2 separate regions of the Mus musculus genome follow, and region 1 is linked to region 2. Evidence: chromatin loops called from intact Hi-C (ENCODE). Cell type or tissue: left cerebral cortex. All regions are shown on one strand.

Evidence for each region. A loop is a pair of places that touch in the nucleus more often than their neighbours do. Peaks named below come from ENCODE experiments on the same cell type or tissue, not always from the same donor. Only the 100,000 strongest peaks of a DNase experiment are listed, where the experiment ranks them.
Region 1: it touches region 2 in a loop (2.9-fold over the local background); 13 of 42 quality-filtered maps call a loop at or near these places.

The regions. Positions count from the first base shown.
Region 1 is chr8:122,635,533-122,638,032 of GRCm38, forward strand. Cbfa2t3 (CBFA2/RUNX1 translocation partner 3) reads right to left here. Exons shown (of 12, transcript NM_001109873.1): 7 at 2,462-2,500; 8 at 222-307. Among named protein-coding and RNA genes, the nearest start is that of Pabpn1l, 14 kb to the left of the region's middle. In left cerebral cortex, no CTCF peak of the experiment used is centred here; DNase peaks (open chromatin) are centred at 1,140 and 1,481.
Region 2 is chr8:122,821,242-122,823,741 of GRCm38, forward strand. Gm35466 (a long non-coding RNA gene) reads left to right here and starts at 2,183. Exons shown (of 3, transcript XR_388150.3): 1 at 2,183-2,500. In left cerebral cortex, a CTCF peak has its summit at 1,022 (motif pointing left); no DNase peak of the experiment used is centred here.

The sequences.
Region 1 (2,500 bases), 190 kb before region 2:
GAGCCAGTGTGCATGGCTCTTTGGCAGCATCCTGACAGGCCAACAGTGGATAATGACCCTCACATAAAAGGGCGGGCAGCCAGTGGGCATGCCGGTGGGTCCTACCAGGAGATGCTGAACCAACCCAGAGGAGCGCAATCTCAGCGTGGATCTCCCCACCCCAGCCTTGTGCAGATGTTCAGGGAGTCACACGGGCGTGGCAGCCCCACCTGGGCACTCACACTGTTGAGGTGCTTCCATTCTTCTGCCCACTCGCGTTCTGTGAGCCTGTGATCAATCACTTCTTCTTGTCGAGACCCAGGTATGGCTGTAGAAAAGGCCACACACAGTTAGGCCCCCATGCGGATGACTAAGCCCTGACTTGGATCTCAGGCCCTGCCCCTACTCCCAGGTGCCTCCTACTTCCTACACCAGGGGCGTCGGGAATCTAAACCAGGCCACCTCTGTTGTGCCTCATGACTCACTGCCTCCCGGTAACCTGCTAACCCAGCTCTTCTCGCTTCGCCCATTTCTGATAGGCAGCTCTAGATGAACTCACTTTAAAGGTTTCTCTTATCACGGTCCAGAAACCTCCAGGCCTCTGGGCAGCTGCTTAACTTAGGTGTGTTTATGACTTCCTTTCAGATAACTGCACTCCTATGCATTCCTCAAAGTCCAGGCCCGAGGGGCCCCTCCACAGCTGTAGTCTTTGGAATTCCTCAGGCCGTGTGTGTGTGTGTGTGTGTGTGTGTGTGTGTGTGTGTGTGTGTGTGTGTGTGTGTGTCTGGTCTCTAGGTACAAGATCTCCCTGTTTACTCTACTATCCCTGCTCCCAGACTGTCAGCTCCATGAAGAAAAATGGCGTGTTGTGTTTACCTCTGTGTCCCAGGCTGAACTCTGACCTGGGTGTTTACCCCCCCCCCCCAGTTCAATCTTGGGATCAGATCTACCTGCAGCAGGATCAAAGCAGTAATCCAGGATGGTTCATTCTCCGTGGGATCCTGGGGCCCTTATGTTGCCACTCCCTGCCTCAGTTTCCCAACCCTGCCTAGTTCTTGCATCATAAGTAGTTAGAAAGAAAAGCCCCAAGCTGACCTGATAAACTTGAGGGGTGTGCCCACAGTTACCAGGCAGAAAGTGGAGAGGCGGTGTTGGGTGTAAGGAGTCTGAATCTGGATCGGGAATGACCAAATGGGGTGTGGCGGGGTGTGGGGTGCCACTGGCTGGGGCGTGAGGAACATGATGGCCCTGTCTTGGTTTCCCTGCAATGTCAAATGCTCCCAGTGTCCTAACTGAGGCTGTGCAGGTGACCTGGCAGCAATCCAGACTTCCTGGGGGGTGGGGGGAGGCAAAACCTCTCTTTTAAGCAGCCATCAGCGCCTTAGGACCTCCTGCTACCCTAACCTGAAATGCCTCCCTGAGTTGCAGAAGGGCGGGGAGTGGCCACAGCCGTCATCCAGCACCCTCTCTGGCTGCCCACGAGGGGCCTGTGCCAACGCCCAAACTAAAATAGAGGCTGAGATCTGTGCGACAGCTGGCGTTTATTTTTGCATTAGCAGAAGCGGGTGGGAATTAGCACCTGCCTGACCCGGCTGTGGTGAGCCAGACACTGTCACCTGCTGCCTAGGACCAAGCCCTGGAAGCTTCCATGGTGTGGGGGCAGGGAAAGGCCTCTGTTGACCCTGCTCTGGGACCCTATTGGCATTCTGAGTGACCCTGGATGGTCATTTCTAACATTACGTTCCAACACACCAGGGTGTGGCAGGGACGGCCATCTCTGGGTTTCCGCAGAGTGTCGCTGTGCCCACCCATGGCTGCCCCACTCATACTCCTTGGACTTCGGTTTCCTTTGAGGTGTGGGTACAGACTGGGAAATGACAGCGTGCAAGATGAGTGGCATGTGTTCTGTGTCAGCTGCTGTCCTTGTCATCGGTGGCTGGGCCTTGGGGTAGAGTGTGTGTCAGGTGCTCTATCAATAACCTATCCTCACATAATCTCTGTTCTGACAAAGAAAGAAACTGAGGCACAGGGAGGTCACATGGCCCACTTGAGGGTCACTTCTGAATTCGAGGAAAAAAGGCAGCCCTGCTGGTAATCTTACCCTCAGCTACCGTGGCCTCATGCTGCCCAGGGCAGGAGTGTATCCCAAGGATTAGGGTCCTCTACTGTGGTGTTATTCAGTGTGTGAGGAGTGGCGACTTGTCTCTGGAGGGGCAAGTCAGGCTACATGGGCGCTGGGGTGGCTGCTGGCTCCTTATACCCATTTCCTTACTGGACAGCTGAGGTGCTGCTGGCAGCTTCAGTGTCCTCCACTAGAGCATAGGTACAAGCAGGTGCTGACTGAACCCCTAAATAAATGCATGCGGACTCTTTCCGACACCAGCACACGCAGGCGTAAACATGGGCACAAACTCACAGACACACAGGTTCCAGACTATGTGTTCAGACCTCAAGCGGTTGACGGCCCTCTCACACCGCTTACCCAGGGGCCGGTGGCGTTCCCGTAGCTCTCGGGGATCAG
Region 2 (2,500 bases):
CATCTTCAAGAAGTGAAACCCGTGGGGCAGGAGAGATGGCCCAGTGGTTGAGAGCACAGGTTCATTTCCCAGCACCCACATGACAGCTCACAGCTATCTGTAACTCCATTTCTACGGGATACAGCGCTGTCTTCTGGCTTTTTTGGGCACCAGGCATTCATATATGTTGTGCACAGACATACATGCAGGCCAAACGCTCATTTAAAAAACATGTGAACTAAAAGTGAAACCCAGACTTTGCTCACCAACTGGGTCTGCAGGTGGACCTTTCTTGACATCAGCTGCACCTCCACCTGGGAGGAGACAGCTGGTGTCCTGGGCGCTCACAGAATGTGAGCCCACCCCTGAGCACTCTCGACTGTCCTGGGATGAGTTCACCGCCACAGGGAAGGGGTTCCCCCATACCTGAGTCCCAGCATGCCTTTGTAAAAGCAGGGTTCTCCTCGACCTCCAGGAGAAAGTTGAGGAATTAGTGGACTGAGAGGACGTCTAAATCCAAGTGAGAATTTGAGATGCTGGACGCTCAAGGATGAATCACAAGTAATGAATGTGAAAGACAGTTGGCATCCAATGTTCTTATGGACTGGAGCCTCAGAGGGTTGTTTGGGAATGCAGGAAGGACCGCTGGAGCATTTGTGCAGATGAAAGCCCTTGAAGCCCAAGGTGTCTGGGGCGCGTCTCAGTGGGCAGAGTACATGTCTGCCATACACAGAGTCCCGGATGTGATCCACCTTGCACAGTGTAAAGCCAGACATGTGTGGTGGTGTGTGTACACCTGTAATTCCATCACTCAGGGGTGGAGACAGGAGCATTATCATGAGTTCAAGGCCAGCAGACTCTGTCTTAAAGGGGGGGGGGGGGGGGAGTTGCTGGAGAGATGGCTCAGTGGTTAAGAACCCTGACTGCTCTTCCAAAGGTCCTGAGTTCAACTCCCAGCAACCACATGGTGGCTCACAACCATATGCAGTGTGGTCTGATGCCCCCTTCTGGTGTGTCTGAAGACAACTACAGTGTACTCACATACATAAAATAAGTAAATCGTTTTTAAAAGGGGGGGAGAGGAAAGAAAGAGAAAAATAATCCTAACTGATTTTATTGTGCCTTAAAATTAAAGATATGAAAACAAAGCTGGCGGCAGTGGTGGTGGCACTGGGCAGTGGCAGCGGTGGTGCACTCCTTTAAATCCAGCACTGGGGGCGGGGAGCGGGGGGGGGGGGGAGCAGAGGCAGAAGGATCTCTGTTAGTTGGAGGCTAGCCTGCAAGTTCCAGAACAGCCAGGACATAGACTTTGTCTTAAAGAAATGTGTGTGTGAGATGGCCTAGTCGGCCATCACTGGAAAGAGAGGCCCATTGGACATGCAAACTTTATATGCCCCAGTACAGGGGAACGCCAGGGCTAAAAAGGGGGAGTGGGTGGGTAGGGGAGTGGAGGTGGGTGGGTATGGGGGACTTTTGGTATAGCATTGGAAATGTAAATGAGCTAAATACCTAATAAAAAATGGAAAAAAAAAAGAAATACAGAGTTGGGGCTGTATACAGAGATGGCTCAGCGGGTAAGAGCACCGACTGCTCTTCCGAAGGTCCTGAGTTCAAATCCCAGCAACCACATGGTGGCTCACAACCATCCGTAATGAGATCTGATGCCCTCTTCTGGGATGTCTGAAGACAGATACAGTGTAATTAGATATAATAATAAATCAAAAAAAAAAGAAGTGTGTGTGTGTGTGTGTGTGTATGTGTGTTCCATTATAGATAGATAGATAGGTAGATAGATAGATAGATAGATAGATAGATAGATAGATAGTATTCCTATAAATTATCATTGTAACCTAGGTATTTATTCTGCTTGTTCCTATTTATAATTGTGGGTTTTTGTAGCATGGATGTGGTTGGGTTCATTCTAATTAGAAACTTCACAGATTCATTGTTTAGATAAATGAATAAATAAACATGCAATGAATATATGTATATATGTGTGTATATATAGATATAAAGCATACATAATTTTTTAAAAAATGTTCCCCTATGGAAGCCCACTACTTTGTAAGCTGATTTAAGTATATAATTTGGGGCTGGAGAGGTGAGGGCAGTTAGGAGCACTTGTTCTTCCAGAGGACCCAGCTTCAGTTCCCAGCATCCACACAACGGCTCACAAGCATCTGTATCTCCAGTTCCAGGGGATTGGATGCCCTCTTCTGACCTCTGTAGGCACCAGATGTATGTGTGTAGTCCACATACCCACATACAGGCAAAACAGCCAGACACACAATGACTCTCTAAGACTAGCCAATTGAATAAACTGAATAAGCCTGTGAGGTCAGACCCTGACAACACGGACAAGGCCGTCCGTCATTTACTCTTAGCTCACTCTTCCAGGGACGCCCTCTCCACCAAGACACGGGTTTGCTCTGTCCAGACAGTTCCGTGGGAGTAGCGGTCTCTGTTCTTTCCAGCCTTGAACGTATTTCTTTTTTTTTTTTAAAGATTTTTAAATTTATTT